Linked DNA regions of Homo sapiens: region 1 is linked to region 2. Evidence: read pairs that join two places in POLR2A ChIA-PET (ENCODE). Cell type or tissue: Panc1. All regions are shown on one strand. Each heading gives the region's core, and the rest is flanking DNA. Links, peaks and the distances in the headings are about the cores only.

Evidence for each region. Peaks named below come from ENCODE experiments on the same cell type or tissue, not always from the same donor. Only the 100,000 strongest peaks of a DNase experiment are listed, where the experiment ranks them.
Region 1: POLR2A ChIA-PET joins it to region 2 with 5 read pairs; 2 of 35 experiments call an interaction of 5 or more read pairs at or near these places.

The regions. Positions count from the first base shown.
Region 1 is chr7:66,180,068-66,188,338 of GRCh38, reverse strand. No RefSeq gene overlaps it. Among named protein-coding and RNA genes, the nearest start is that of TPST1, 21 kb to the left of the region's middle. In Panc1, for the core only: no CTCF peak of the experiment used is centred there; a DNase peak (open chromatin) is centred at 4,410.
Region 2 is chr7:66,392,752-66,401,022 of GRCh38, reverse strand. It overlaps LINC00174 (long intergenic non-protein coding RNA 174), which reads left to right and starts at 615. Exons shown (of 5, transcript NR_026873.1): 1 at 615-701; 2 at 1,228-1,331; 3 at 5,067-5,144. It also overlaps the pseudogene LOC124901822. In Panc1, for the core only: no CTCF peak of the experiment used is centred there; no DNase peak of the experiment used is centred there.

The sequences.
Region 1 (8,271 bases), core at 2,484-6,483, 210 kb after region 2:
AGTCAATTGTGTCTCGATTGGATCCTCTGGAAAAAAAAGCATCCAGACCTCAAAAACTAAGGACAGGGACTCTAGAATTTCTGAACTGATGAGTTAAAATAGCTTAGGAATGGGCTCTCAGTTGGGGAATTGCCACATGAGGACACGTTTTAATCATTAATGCTGATGCAGGCCAGATTGCTTTCCAAGAAACCCTGCCCTGTCACTTTTTCCAGCCATTCTTGTCTGAGGAGGCAGAGGAATTGAGCAAGCCTGGACTGTGAGCTGTGCCTGGGTTGGTGGCCAGAGTTTGAGCAGGGGTGTGTGCAGGACAGGGTGTGATGGTGGAATGAGCAGTTCCTTGGGTCCTCCAAGTACCAGGGAAATGCCACAACTGGACACTTCCAGAGGGACCACACTCCTCCAGGTTTGGAGGCCATGGAGAAGAATCCAGGTTCCAAATATGACCCCTTTTCCCCTGCGCTTCTGAAAAACAGCCAAGGGTCACCTTTTTCTTTCTTTTTTTTTCATGAGACAGTGTCTTGCTTTGTCACCCTGGCTGGAGTGCAGAGGCATGATCATAGCTCCCTCCAGCCTCAAACTCCTGGGCCTCCAGCCTCCCGAGTAGCTAGGACTACAAGTGTGTGCCACCATGCCCAGCTTTTTTGTTTGTTTGTTTTGTAGAGACAGGGGTCTCACTACATTGCCCAGGCTAGTCTCAAATTCCTGGCCTCAAGCAATCCTCCAGCCTTGGTCTCCGGAAGTACTGTGATTATAGGCATGGGCCACCAAGCCCAGCCAAGGATCACTTCTTATCCGATATTATATCTCAAGAAATTTTGCAATTTAAAAAATTAACTTGGTATGAGGCAGCTAAGTACCCTGTACTGTCTGATCAGGGAATCTTAACTGGGAGCTTAACCTGGAGAGATACTTCAAAATTCATAGATGACAGACCCCCTTCTCTGAAACCCTCAAATCAGATCTGAGGCCTAGACTCATGCTGTTTGAGGAAAGTCCATGGAGATTCTAACGCAAGGCTTGAACTGAGGGCCAGTGCAAAAGAACATGGCGAGAATATGGCCAGCCCACGACCTTGATTTCTTTTTCTTTTCCTGTTAAAAATGTCAGTTTCACTGGAATCATCAAAAAATCACATTCTAGAAAATGTGCTAAGCCAGCATTTCTCACTTTAATGAGCATACACATCATATCTTGTTAAAATGCAGATTCTGGCCAGGCGTGGTGGCTCACACCTGTAATCCCAGCACTCTGGGAAGCCAAGGAGGTGGATCACTTGAGGTCAGGAGTTCAAGAACAGCCTGGCCAACATGGTGAAACCCCATCTCTACTAATAATACAAAAATTAGGCCGGGTGTGGTGGCTCACACCTGTAATCCCAGCACTTTGGGAGGCTGAGGCGGGCTGATCACAAGGTAAGGAGTTTGAGACCAGCCTGGCCAACATGGTGAAACCCCATCTCTACTAAAAACACAAAAAAACAAAAATTAGCCGGGTGTGGTGGCTGGCACCTGTAATCCTAGCTACTCAGGAGGCTGAGGCAGGAGAATTGCTTGAAACTGGAAGTTGGAGGTTGTGGTGAGCTGAGATCAAGACACTGCACTCCAGCCTGGGCGACAGTGCAAGACTCTGTCTCAAAAAAAAAAAGGCCAGGCATGGTGGCTCACGCCTGTAATCCCAGCACTTTGGGAAGCCGAGGCTGGCAGATCATGAGGTCAGGAGATCCAGACCATCCTGGTTAACACGGTGAAACTCCGTCTCTACTAAAAATACAAAAAATTAGCTGGGCGTGGTGGCGGGCACCTGTAGTCCTAGCTACTCGGGAGGCTGAGGCAGGAGAATGGTGTGAATCCAGGAGGCGGAGCTTGCAGTGAGCTGAGATCACACCACTGCACTCCAGCCTGGGCAACAGAGCAAGACTCCGTCTCAAAAAAAAAAATTACCTGGGCACAGTGGCCCATGCATGTAATCCTAGCTACTCGGGAGGCTGACTGAGGCAGGAGAATCACTTGAACCTGGGAGGCAGAGGTTGCAGTGAGCCGAGATCATGCAGAGTGGCAGGGTGACAGAGTGAGACTCCATCCAAAAAATAAAATAAAATAAAATAAAATGCAGATTCTGATTCAGCAGGGCTGGGGTGGGGCCTGACAATTTACCTTAAGTTCTCAGATGATGATTGTGCTGTTGGACCATGGTCCATACTTTGAGTAGCAAGGGGGCTACATCAGTGTGTTACTGAAACCCCAGGGATTCAGTCTGGGTCCTGCCGCTCGCTGCACAGAAAGCCAACCATTGAGACGATGATTCTTGCCAAAGAAGAAGGCTTTAATTGGGTGCTGCAGGCCAGGAGAGGGGAGACAAGTCTCAAATCCATCTCCCTGACAGACTAAAATTAGGGGCTTAAACAGCAGGGAAGAAATGTAACTACCTCTGAGAAAAGAGGAACTCGGGAGGGGGTAAGGAAGCAATCATGATGAATGAGGGGCCTGGAGTCTCATTGTCTGGGTGCGATGGTCTGGTGAGTTTCAAGTCTTTGATACTTTTTTTTTTTTTTTTTTGAGATGGAGTCTCTGTCGCCCAGGCTGGAGTGCAGTGGGGCGATCTCAGCTCACTGCAAGCTCTGCCTCCCAGGATTACGCCATTCTCCTGCCTCAGCCTCCAGAGTAGCTGAGACTATAGGTGCCCGCCACCACGCCTGGCTAATTTTTTTGTATTTTTTTAGTAGAGACAGGGTTTCACCGTGTTAGCCAGGATGGTCTCGACCTCCTGACCTCGTGATCCGCCTGCCTCGGCCTCCCAAAGTGCTGGGATTACAGGTGTGAACCACCATGCCTGGCTGTCTTTGATACTTTTTGAGAGACTTGGGTGTCCTTTATTGAGGAAGGAATTCAGATAAAACAGATGTAAGTTTTAAGCTTTAAGATTGGAGGGGTTAGCCAGGTGCAGTGGCTCATGCCTGTAATCCCAGCACTTTGGGAGATCAAGGCAGGTGGATCACTTGAGGCCAAGAGTTCAAGACCAGCCTGGGCAACAAGTGAGACCCCCCCCACCCCATCTCTTAAAAAAAATTTTAGCTGAATGTGGTGGTGTGTGCCTGTAGTCCCAGCTACCTGGGGGACTGAGATAGGAGGATCACCTGAATCTGGAAGGTCGAGGCTGCAGTGAGCTGTGATCACGCCATTGTACTCCAGCCTGGGCAACAGAGTGAGACCCTGTCTCAAAAACAAACAAACAAAAACAAAAAAAGAAAAAATCCCACCCAGAAGGGCTTTGCTATTTGGAGGTGCACATAGATCTCAACAGAGAGAAGCTGAAGGTTATCACTAGTTTCCTAGAGGGCTGCGGAAGGACTTAAGGGGTGAGACAGAATGGAAAGGTATTTGCTTTCATCAATGAGACTGAAGGTAATAGACACCCAGTGACTGAAGGGAGGAGAGCCTCAGAAAACTCACCAACACACCAAAATACCAAAGAGCTGGCAGCGTTAAACATCCAACAAATTTGACACCAGCTCACAACAGTCACACTCAAACAAGACCTTTTCTGTTCCACTTTTTTTTCTCTTCCCTTCCTGTACTCCAATCCCAAGAGATCAGAAGTCAGCCACGCACAGCCCCTTTCTTTAAAGTCAGGCTTCAGGCTTCCCAGCTGTGTTCCAGAGCAATCTGTTTTTTTTGGGGGGGCGGTTTTTTGTTTTGTTTTGAGACAGAGTCTCGCTCTTTATTGACCAGGCTGGAGTGCAGTGGTGTCATCATAGCTCACTGCAGCATTGAACTCCTGGGGTCACATGATGCTGCCAACCTAAGCCTCCCAAGTAACTAGAATTACAGGCACATGCCATCATACCAGACTAATTTAAAAAAAAGTTTGGGGGCTGGGCATGTTGGCTCATACCTGTAATCCCAGCACTTTGGGAGGCCAAGACTGGCAGATCACTTGAGGTCAGGAGTTCGAGACCAGCCTGGCCAACATGATGAAGCCCTGTCTCTACTAAAAACACAAAAATTAGCTGGGCGTGGTGGCAGGTGCCTGTAATCCCAGCTACTCAGAAGGCTGAGGCGGGAGAATCACTTGAACCCAGGTGGCAGAGTTTGCAGTGAGCCGAGATTGTGCCATTGCACTCCAGCCTGGGCAACAAGAGTGAAACTCTATCTCAAAAAAAAAATTATTTTTGATAGAGACAAGGTCTCGCTATGTTGCCTGGCTGCTCTCAAACTTCTGGCCTCAAGTGATCCTCCCGCCTCAGCCTTGGAAAGTGCTAGGATTACAGGTGTGACCCATCATGCCCGGCCCCAGATCAATCTTTACTATGTCTGAGAAACCTCTTATCTCTTCTGCCTCCCCACCAGACTTTCAAGGCCTTGTTGAAGCACTCCTGGCTTAACTGGTGATCTCATATGCATTCCCTAATGAATCACTTGCACACTAATCTCTAACTCAAGTTTGGCTTCCTGGGAAACCCAACCCATGGCAAAGTAAATCTTAGTGCTGCTTTTGGAGAATGTTCTCAGGGAAGGCAATGACTTGCCCTTCTATACACCACACCCCCACCAAGCTATGCTTCTGACCAGTGTGGACAATCAATCAACAACTGTAGGGGTCCCCCATGGCACAGCCATGGTCAGGTACAGTTTAGCGAAATCATCTAAAAATGATCAGGATTGAATTTCTCACCAGCTCAATCCTGAGTACTCAGAATCTAAATTAAATTGATTTAAGGTCCATAAACATACTTGAGGCCAAGTATAGTGGCTCACACCAGTAATCCCAGAACTTTGGAAGGTAACAGGCAGATCACTTGAGGTCTGGATTTGGAAACCAGCCTGGCCAACATGGTGAAACCCTGTCTCTACTAAAACTACAAAAGCTAGCCAGGCTTGGTGGTGGGTGCCTGTAATCCCAGCCACTGGGGAGGCTGAGGCAGGAGAATCACTTGAACCTGGGAGGCAGAGGTTGCAGTGAGCCAAGACTGCGCCACTGCACTCCAGCCTGGGCAACAGAGTGAGGCTGTGTCTCAAAAATTAAAATAAAAAGATGCAAAAATTAGCTGGGTGTGGTGGCAGGCACCTGTAATTCCAGCTACTGAGGAAGCTGAGGCAGGAGAATCTCTTGAACCTGGGAAGCGGAAGTTGCAGTGAGCTGAGATTGCGCCACTGCACTCCAGCCTGGGCAACAGAGAGACACTGTGTCTCAAATAAATACACATACTTGAGGTAGATTCTTATAGTGAAGGCCTCTTGTGTTCACATCCTCCTGTATTCCAGCCTTGTGTAATACCCTCCCCTGCGGACTCTGGGCTTGGTCATTCGGTCTTGCATTGGTCAATGGAAACTTAGCAATTGTGAAGCCAGGAGAGGCTTGAAAAGGGCTTGCACTTTGGGGCACGTTCTCTTGCCGCTCTTTAGAGCTGCAAAAATGCCATGAGAGGCCTGGCGCGGTGGCTCACGCCTGTAATCCCAGCACTTTGGGAAGCCGAGACGGGTGGATCACAAGGTCAGGAGATCGAGACCATCCTGGCTAACACGGTGAAACCCCGTCTCTACTAAAAATACAAAAAATTAGCCAGGCATGGTGGCGGGCGCCTGTAGTCCCAGCTACTCAGGAGGCTGAGGCAGGAGAATGGCGTGAACCTGGGAGGCGGAGCTTGCAGTGAGCCAAGATAGCACCACTGCACTCCAGCCTGGGCGACGAGTGAGACTCCATCTCAAAAAAAAAAAAAAAAAATGCCATGAGAAGAAGCCTGGGCCAGCCCTTTTGGGAGATGAGAGACCACCTGGAACAGAGATGAACTGTCCCAGTTGAGGACCCCTTAGAACCATCAGCCTGCCAGCTACCAGATGTGAGTGAGACAGTCCCTGACTATTCAGAGCCAGCCATAAAACATTTAGACTCATAAAACAAGGGAAAAAACAAATGTTTATTGTCTCAAGCCACTCGATTTGGAGTGGTTTATTTTATTTTCACTTATATAAAACTCTTGTGACCTATTTTTTGCACTTGGTTTTCTTAAGAATCTTTCTTTTTCTTTTTTTCAGAGGCAGGGTCTTACTCTGTCACCCAGACTGGAGTACAGTGGCACAATCACAGCACTCAACTGTCTCCACCTCCTGAGAGCTCAAACAATCCTCCTGCTTCAGCCTCCTGGGTAGCTGAGACTCTATGGGTGTGCGACACCACGCCTGGCTATTTTTTATTTTTTTGTAGAGATGTGGTCTCACTATGTTGCCTAGGCTGGTCTCTAAATCCTGGCCTCAAGTGATCCTCCTGCCTGAGCCTCCTGAGTAGCTGGAACTACAGGTGTGAGCCACCATGCCTGGCCTAGCTTGAATAGTTTTGCTCCCTCAGAAGTGAGCTGTATTGCTGGAATGTTAAATGTGGCCTGGGAAAGAAAGCACACTTAGCCAAGGCTGGGCACAGTGGCTCACACCTGTAATCCCAGCACTTTAGGAGGCTGAAGCAGCCAGATCACTTGAGGTCAGGAGTTTGAGACCAGCCTGGCTAACATGGTGAAACCCTGTCTCTACTAAAAATACAAAAATTAGCCAGGCATGATGGTGCATGCCAGTAATCCTAGCTACCTGGGTGGCTGAGGCAGGAGAATTGCACGAACCCAGGAGGTAGAGGGTTGCAGTGAGCCAAGATCACACCACTGCACTCCAGCCTGGGCAATAGAGACAGAGTGAGACTCTGTCTTCAAAACAAACAAACAAACAAACAAACAAAGCATACTTAGGCAAGTTAGAGAGTTTCCACCAGGACATTTCCTCTCCTTACAAGTAAGCAGATGACAAACTTTACCAGTACAATGGCTAAGATGACTATTTGCCTTTGGCTTTCTGTGTTAACTACATAAGTTCTGTTTACAAAGGCAAAGCTATTTATCTTTTTATTTGGGAGTTATTCCAATGTTATTAAACTTAGGAAGTTCTTTTCCATCATAACATTTGATACATATTTTCCAGCTGGGTGTGGGTGACTCATGTCTGTAATCCCAGAATTTTGGGAGGCCCAGGCAGGAGGATCATCTGAGGCCAGAAGTTCAAGACCAGCCTGGGTAGTATAGTGAGATCTCATCTCTAAAAAATAAGTTTAAAAAATCAGCCAGGTGGCCGGGCGACTCTGGGAGGGCGAGGTGGGTGGATCACAAGGTCAGGAGTTCAAGAACAGCCTGGCCAAGATGGTAAAACCCCATCTCTACTAAAAATACAAAAATTAGCCGGGTGTGGTGGTGCACATCTGTAATCCCAGCTATTCGAGAGGCTGAAGCAGAAGGATCACTTGAACCCAGGAGGCAGAGGTTGCAGTGAGCCAAGATCGTGCCACTGCAATCCAGCCTGGGCGACAGAGCAATAGTCCATCTCAAAAGAAAAAAAAAATCAGCAAGTTGTAGGCTCGGTGTAATGGCTCACACCTGTAATCCCAGCACTTTGGGAGGCCGAGGTGGGCAGACCACTTGAGGTCAGGAGTTCAAGAGCAGCCTGGCCAACCTGGCAAAATCTGGTCTCTACCAAAAATACAATAATTAGCCAGATGTGGTGGTATGCACCAGTAATCCCAGCCACTCAGGAGGCTGAGCATGAGAATCGCTTGAACCTGTGAGGTGGAGGTTGTAGTAAGCTAAGATTGCACCACTGCACTCCAGCCTGGGTGACAGAAGGAGACTCAGTCTCAAAAAAAGAAAAAAAGTAGCCAGGTGCAGGGGCAGGTGCCTGTACTCCCAGCTATTGGAGAGGCTGAGGAGGGAGAATTGCTTGAACCCAGGAGGTTAAGTCTGCAGTGAGCTATGATTGTGCCACTGCACTCCAGCCTGGGTGACAGAGCAAGACTCTGTCTCTAAATAAATAAATAAATAAATACTTTCTCTCTAGTATTTTAATGGATTAACAAATCAGTTTAACTCTTTAATGCATTTGTTATTAACTTGGATGTAAAGTGTGAGTGTTTACATAAGTCCATTTTCTCCCGAGACTTATATATATATGTGTATATGTATATATACCTCAATGATTTATCTATTCTCATTCTGGTGTTACACATGATTACAGTTTTACAACGTATTTTTCCACATAAGAGGAAGAATCTCTGTTATTACTCTTTATTTTTTGAGACAGAGTTTTGCTCTTGTTGCACAGGCTGGAGTGCAATGGCATGATCTCGGCTCACTGCAACCTCCACCTCCCGGATTTAAGCGATTCTCCTGCCTCAGCCTCCCGAGTAGCTGGGATTAGATTACAGGCATGCGCCACTACGGCCGGCTAATTTTGTATTTTT
Region 2 (8,271 bases), core at 1,820-5,819:
TCTAATGCCTGATGAACTGTCATTGTCTCCCATCACCCCCAGATGGGACCATCTAGTTGCAGGAAAAGAAGGTCAAGACTCCCACTCATTCTACATTATGGTGAGTTATGTAATTATTTTGTTATATGCTACAATGTAATAATAATAGAAATAAAGTGCACAATAAATGTAATGTGCTTTATATATCCCAAAACTGACCTTCGCTGCCCCTAGTCTATGGAAAAACTGTCTTCCACAAAACCGGTCCCTGGTCCCCCCAAAATTGGAGACCGCTGCACTTGAGCACTTACAGAGAGAAAAGCAAAAAGCTCAAGTCTTTACCTCTCAGCATAAGTCATGGTCTGAGATCCAGAGAGCTCCCATGATAGCACAAACACAATTCCTTATTTCTTGTATCCACAGGGGTGATATTATTGGTAATCAATATCAATTGGTAATCAATAATTATTAAACGTGTTGGTTGCTGAATTACCATGACAGTTGAATTCACTGTGTCACCAGGGTTCTCATGATAATGTTAGGGCACTAATAAGTGAAGAATGGGAACTTTTTCTCTTTTCTTTTTTTTTTTTTTTTTTGAGACAGTCTTCCTGTGTTGCCCAGGCTGGAGCACAGTGGTTTGATCTTGGCTCACTGCAGTCTCAACCTCTCAGGCTCAAGCTATCCTTCTGCCTCAGACTCTGGGGTAGCTGGGACAACAGGTACGAGCCATCATGCCCAACTAATTTTTGTGTTTTGTAGAGATGTGTTTCATCACATTGCTCTGGCTGGTCTCAAACTCCTGGGCTCAAGCCATCCACCCACCTTGGACTTCTAAAGTTTTGAGATTACAGGCAGGAGCCACCATGCCCGGCCCTATTCTCTTTTACACTGGTTTATTGTGAGGGCCTCCAATTGTCTTCCTATTAGGCTTGCTCACTTCGGCCTGTTCACTGAAGCCAGAGGAATTCTCCTAAAAGGCAAATTTGGATCAAAATAGTTCTTGATTAAAACCTGCTGGTGACTGCCCATTGCCTTTAAGACAAAGTCCAAACTAATTTGGCCACAGGGCCTGGTAAGAGCTGGCCTCTGCTCACCTTCCCAGTTTTATCCTGCACCAGCCTCCCCAAATCCCTACCCTCCAGCCACAGGAATGTCAGTTTCCTTGGGGGACTTCACTGGTCCTTCAGGAATCCCTCTCCCTACCTCCATCATCACTCTTTCACTCTCATCTTTGCTCATCTTTAGCCTCAGCCAAGATGTCTCACCCTACTCTCTATGATGCAACAAGAAGCCCCTGGGGAATGTTTCAGTCCCAGTCTGTACTATTGTCATGTGCTCATCACAGTCTGGTAAGTGTTGGCCTGTGATTCCTAGGTTAGTCCATTTTGCATTGCTGTAAGGAAACACCTCAGGCTGGGTAGTTTATAAAGAAAAACAGTTTATTTGGCTCACAGTCCTGCAGACTATACAAGTAGCATGGTGCCAGGCTGGGAGCAGTGGCCCACACCTGTAATCCCGGCACTTTGGGACGCTGAAGCAGGAGGATTGCTTGAGCCCAGAAGTTCAAAAGCAGCCTGGGAAACATGATAAGATCTTGTCTCTGCTAAAAATAAAAAAAAAAATAGCCAAGTATGATGGTACACTGATGCATGCCTGTGATTTCAGCTACTTGAAAGGCTAAGGTAAAAAGACCTCTTTAGCCCGGGATGTCAGGGTTGCAGTGAGCCATAATTACACTACTGCTCTCTCGCCTGAGTGTCAGAGTGAGACTCTGTCTCAGGAAAAAAAAAAAAGCATAGTACCAGCATCTGCTGGTGAGGACCTCAGGAGGCTTCCTCTCATGGCGGAAGATGAAGGAGGAGCCGGCATGTCACTTGTTGAGAAGAGGGAGCAAGGGAGAGGGGAGGAGGTGCCAGGCTCTTTAAACAATCAGCTCTCATGTGAACTAGTAGAGAGAGAACTCACTCATTACCTTGGGGAGGGCACCAAGCCATTCATGAGGGATCTGCCCTCATGACTCACACACCTCCCACCAGGCCCCACCTCCAACATTAGGGATTCAATTTCAATAAGATTTGGAAGAGACAAACGTTCAAGCTATATCAATTTCCTGCTACCCTATAAGCTCTGCGAGGGCAGAAACTTTTTTTTTTTTTTTTTTTTTGATACGGAGTTTCACTCTTGTTGCCCAGGCTGGAGTGCAGCGCCTCAGCTCATTGCAACCTCCGCCTCCTGGGTTGAAGCGATTCTCCTGCCTCAGCCTCCCGAGTAGCTGTAGCTGGGATTACAGACATGCACAACCATGCCTTGCTAATTTTTGTACTTTTAGTAGAGACAGGGTTTCACCATGTTTGTCAGGCTGGTCTCGAACTCCTGACTTGAGGTGATTCACCTGCCTCAGCTTCCCAAAGTGCTGGGATTACAGGCGTGAGCCACCACGCCCGGCCAAGGGCAGAAACTCTTATACCTTGTTCACTGCTGTTTCCTGGGCACCTATTATAGTGCCTGGTATTTAGTAGGAGCTCAAGAAGTGTTTGTTAGGGCCTGATGTGTTGGTGCAATCCTGTAATCCCAGCTCTTTGGGAGGTGGGGGCCAGAGGATTACTTGTGCCCAGGAGTTCAAGGCCAGTCTGGGCAACATAGTGAGACCCTGTCTCTAGAAAAAATAATAAACTGGCCAGGCACGGTGGCTCACACCTGTAATCCCAGCACTTTGGGAGGCTGAGGTGGGCAGATCACCTGAGGTCAGGAGTTCAAGACCAGCCTGGCGAACATGGTGAAACCCTGTCTCTACTAAAAATATAAAAGTTAGTCGGGCATAGTGGCACACACCTGTAATCCCAGCTACTCGGAAGGCTGAGGAAAGAGAATCGCTTGAACCCAGGAGGCAGAGGTTGCAGAGAGCCGAGATCATGCCACTGCACTCCAGTCTGGGCGACAGAGCGAGACTCCGTCTGAAAAAAAAAAAAAGAAAAAGAAAAAATAATAAATTTAGCTGGGTGTGGTGTTACATGGCTGTAATATCAACTACTTGGGAGGCTAAGGTGGGAGGATCACTTGAGCCCAGGTGATGGAAGCTGCAGTGAGCCATAATCATCCTGCTGTACTTCAGCCTGTGTGACAGAAGGGGACTGTGTCTCAAAAAAAGTAAAAAAAAGAAAAAGAAAAATATTCGTTGGGAAAATAAAAGAGTGAACAAGCAAAGTTTCAGGAGAGTACTGTGAATGTGGGTCATGTCAGTAGAGTGTAGGAAGTTGGGCAGGAGCGGCTAGACTTCAAGAGCAGGTTGGTGGAGACCAGGTCATTTATCGTAAGCAGTTTGCCCTGTAGCATGTGGATCAAATATCCCACATTGGCTGCTGGTGATTGAACTGGGCTTCCTGTTTCTGTGTTTGGTTTGACCATCACAGTGTTGAAGAACTGTTGAAGTGAATACCTTGCAGTTTGCTACAGTTCCCCCCGGTCTCCCATATTACTCTGGCCTCATTCCCTCCTGTAGGTTGCCTGACCCTCTGAGACCTGTGTTTGCTGTCCCTGCAGATGGGTGGGTAGGAGGTGATTTAAGGAGGAAGATTTAATATGTGAGTTATAGAAAGATAAATAGACTGGGCTCAGTGGCTAAAGCCTATAATCCTAGCACTAGGCCAAGGCAGGAGGATTAGTTTGACCCAGGAGTTCAAGACCAGTCTGGGCCATAGTGAGACCCCATCTCTACAAAAAATTTAAAAATTAGCCAGGCATGGTGGCATGCACCTGCAATCGCAGCTACTCGGGAGGCTGAAGTGGGAGGATAGCTTGAGCCCAGGAATTGAAAGCTACAGTAAGCGGTGATCTTGCCATTGCACTCCAGTCTGAGTGACAGAGTGAGACCCTATCTCAGAAAGAAAAAAGCAAGAGAGAGATAAATAGATCCAGCATTGGTGGGAGTGTGCTTTTGAGTGCTCTTTAGGAGAAAATTTTATTTTAATATTTTTTTCTTCTTTAAATTTTTTATATTCTAGCAGGCTGGGTCCATTCTCTCCCCTTTAATTTCTCAAACACAAAGCGCCCTGCTGGAATTTCAGGTTGGATCTGCAGTATATCACCATTAACATAGCAGCCTGCTATGTTGTAAGTCCTTATGCCAGGAACTGTGCGGGATACAAAATGTAAGAGAAGGCTGGAATAGAGCATCTCCGGGGGAAACGAGAGCCAGAGATACAGCTGTGCCCCATGGAGAGAGGCAGCTGGTGTTTGGTAGTTGCTTGTGGAAAGGCTGTACTTTGGTAAGGTCTCCACAACTGCAATGTGGCCTTCAATATTATAGGTCCCCAAACTCCAGGTTTTTATGTTCCCTACATAGGTCAGGGTCGTAGGGAGTGATTCACCCTAGCAGAACTCCCTGGTTTTTAAGGCAGGTGTTCCATTTATTAATTGACAAAGGATGCATATTTCTCCTTTGGTAACCTGATGAGTTAGGTCTTTTCTCCAGGGACTCCCTTTCCACCTGAAGGTTCTTGGAAAACTAAGCAGAGAATGAGGGAAAGGCTGTGAACAAGCTTGCTGGTCCCTCCCTGTCCTAAAAAAGAGCATACCTCTTCTGTAACCAGAAGACCCTTTTCACTAGTCAAGGCTGGGCAGACTGAGATGAGGGGTGTGTGTGTGTGTGTGTGTGTTTGTGTGTGTGTGTGTATGTTGAGACAGGGTCTCACTCTGTCACCCAGGCTGGAGTGCAGTGGTGAGATCAGAGCTCACTGCAGCTTCTACTTCTGCAGCTTCCACTTTGATCCTCCCACTTCAGCCTCCAAAGTAACTGGGACTATAGGAATGTGCCACCACACCCAGCTCATTTTCTAATTTTTTGCAGAGATGAGGTTTCGCTCTGTTGCTCAGGCTGGTCTTGAATTTCTGGCCTCACGGGATATCCTCCTGCCTTAGTCTCCCAATGGGCTGGGATTACAGGTGTGAGCCACCTCACCTGACCTGCGATGAGTTTTCAACAATGTGATTCCTCTTTTACAGAACCACCTTAGCTAAATATTCTTTTGAGAACAAGGGCTAGCCTGTAGTTTCATGGCCTTTTTTCCATTTGTGGTTTTTGCCAGGTGGAATTTAAATGACCTTTTATCAAGATGGATAAACGCAAGTTTCCCAGTGCTGGAATACAGAAAATGGATGGACAAGTAAGTCCCACTCAGCACCCATAGCCCAGACATGGGGACCTCAACACACCTGGGCCCCAGACATCACCTTTCATTGTGAGTAGCTCAGAGATGACACTTCGTTGTTAAGTGCCCACTGGCAATAGTTTCTATAACAGCAAGTGAAGGAATAAATAGTCACCAAAACATTTTCTGTTCCCAATTCCAACATTAATTGGATGAGATAATTATTTTATGAAAATTTTCATATAGCACAGTCCTGGCCATATCTTTAAGTGAACAGAAAAATTCTATTAAAAAGTCAACCTTCTATCTCACTCTCTTGCCCAGACTGGAGTGCAGCGGTGCAGTGGTGCAGTTATGGCTCACTGCAGCCACAACTTACTGGGCTCAAGCAGTCCTCCCACCTCAGCCTCTGAAAGTGCTGGAATTATAAGCAGACAGCCACCATGCCTGAAAACTTGACAATTTACATCAAGTGTAATAAGAATGCTCATGCCCTGTGACTCACAGTAATCTCACTTCTGGAAATACCATCTTTGGATATAATTCAACCTAAACAAAAGGTCATATGTACACAGTGAAAATCCGGATGTAATTTTTTTCTTTTTAAAAACATATGGAATGATTCACAAATTTGCATGTCATTCTTGCACAGAGGCCATGCCAATCTATCGTTCCAACTTTAGTATATGTGCTACTGAAGCAAACATGAGTAATTTAAGATAAAGTGGTTAAGTGGAATAAGGAAGAGTTATGGGGAATTTAAAAATTTATGGTATACTCCCTCTCCCTCTCCCTCTCCCCCTCCCCCTCCCCCTCCCCCTCCCTCTCCCTCCACGGTCTCCCTCTGATGCCGAGCCAAAGCTGGACGGTACTGCTGCCATCTCGGCTCACTGCAACCTCCCTGCCTGATTCTCCTGCCTCAGCCTGCCGAGTGCCTGCGATTGCAGGCGCGCGCCGCCACGCCTGACTGGTTTTCGTTTTTTTTTGGTGGAGACGGGGTTTCGCTGTGTTGGCCGGGCTGGTCTCCAGCTCCTAACCGCGAGTGATCCGCCAGCCTCGGCCTCCCGAGGTGCCGGGATTGCAGATGGAGTCTCGTTCACTCAGTGCTCAATGGTGCCCAGGCTGGAGTGCAGTGGCGTGATCTCGGCTCGCTACAACCACCTCCCAGCCGCCTGCCTTGGCCTCCCAAAGAGCCGAGATTGCAGCCTCTGCCCGGCCGCCACCCTGTCTGGGAAGTGAGGAGCGTCTCTGCCTGGCCGCCCATCGTCTGGGATATGAGGAGCCCCTCTGCCTGGCTGCCCAGTCTGGAAAGTGAGGAGCGCCTCTTCCCCGCCTCCATCCCATCTAGGAAGTGAGGAGCGTCTCTGCGCGGCTGCCCATCGTCTGAGATGTGGGGAGCACCTCTGCCCCACCGCCCTGTCTGGGATGTGAGGAGCGCCTCTGCTGGGCCGCAACCCTGTCTGGGAGGTGAGGAGCGTCTCTGCCCGGCCGCTCCGTCTGAGAAGTGAGGAAACCCTCTGCCTGGCAACCGCCCCGTCTGAGAAGTGAGGAGCCCCTCCGTCCGGCAACCACCCCGTCTGGGAAGTGAGGAGCGTCTCCGCCCGGCAGCCACCCCGTCCGGGAGGGAGGTGGGGGGGGTCAGCCCCCCGCCCGGCCAGCCGCCCCGTCCGGGAGGTGAGGGGCTCCTCTGCCCGGCCGCCCCTACTGGGAAGTGAGGAGCCCCTCTGCCCGGCCAGCCGCCCCGTCCGGGAGGGAGGCGGGGGTGGGGGGTCGGCCAGCCGCCCCGTCCGGGAGGGAGGTGGGGGGGTCAGCCCCCGTCCGGGAGGTGAGGGGCGCCTCTGCCCGGCTGCCCCTACTGGGAAGTGAGGACCCCTCTGCCCGGCCAGCCGCCCCGTCCGGGAGGGAGGTGGGGGGGTCAGCCCCCCGCCCGGCCAGCCGCCCAGTCCGGGAGGGAGGTGGGGGGTCAGCCCCCTGCCCGGCCAGCCGCCCCGTCCGGGAGGGAGGTGGGGGGATCAGCCCCCCGCCTGGCCAGCCGCCCCATCCGGGAGGGAGGTGGGGGGGTCAGCCCCCCGCCCGGCCAGCCGCCCCGTCCGGGAGGGAGGTGGGGGGATCAGCCCCCCGCCTGGCCAGCCGCCCCGTCCGGGAGGTGAGGGGCGCCTCTGCCCGGCCGCCCCTACTGGAAAGTGAGGAGCTCCTCTGCCCGGCCAGCCGCCCAGTCCGGGAGGGAGGCGGGCGGGGGTCGGCCAGCCGCCCCGTCCGGGAGGGAGGTGGAGGGGGTCAGCCCCCCTTCCGGCCGGCCGCCCCGTCCGGGAGGTGAGGGGCGCCTCTGCCCGGCCGCCCCTACTGGGAAGTGAGGACCCCTCTGCCCGGCCAGCCGCCCCGTCCGGGAGGGAGGTAGGGGGGACAGCCCCCCGCCCGGCCAGCCGCCCTATCCAGGAGGTGAGGGGCGCCTCTGCCCGGCCGCCCCTACTGGGAAGTGAGGAGCCGCTCTGCCTGGCCAGCCGCCCCGTCCGGGAGGGTGGTGGGGGGTCAGCCCCCGCCCGGCCAGCCGCCCCATCCGGGAGGTGAGGGGCGCTTCTGCCCGGCCGCCCCTACTGGGAAGTGAGGAGCCCCTCTGCCTGGCCACGACCCCGTCTGGGAGGTGTGCCCAGCGGCTCATTGGGGATGGGCCATGATGACAATGGCGGTTTTGTGGAATAGAAAGGCGGGAAGGGTGGGGAAAAAATTGAGAAATCGGATGGTTGCCGGGTCTGTGTGGATAGAAGTAGACATGGGAGACTTTTCATTTTGCTCTGTACTAAGAAAAATTCTTCTGCCTTGGGATCCTGTTGATCTGTGACCTTATCCCCAACCCTGTGCTCTCTGAAACATGTGCTGCGTCCACTCAGGGTTAAATGGATTAAGGGCGGTGCAAGATGTGCTTGGTTAAACAGATGCTTGAAGGCAGCATGCTCGTTAAGAGTCATCACCACTCCCTAATCTTAAGTACCCAGGGACACAAACACTGCGGAAGGCCGCAGGGTCCTCTGCCTAGGAAAACCAGAGACCTTTGTTCACTTGTTTATCTGCTGACCTTCCCTCCACTATTGTCCTATGACCCTGCCAAATCCCCCTCTGCGAGAAACACCCAAGAATGATCAAT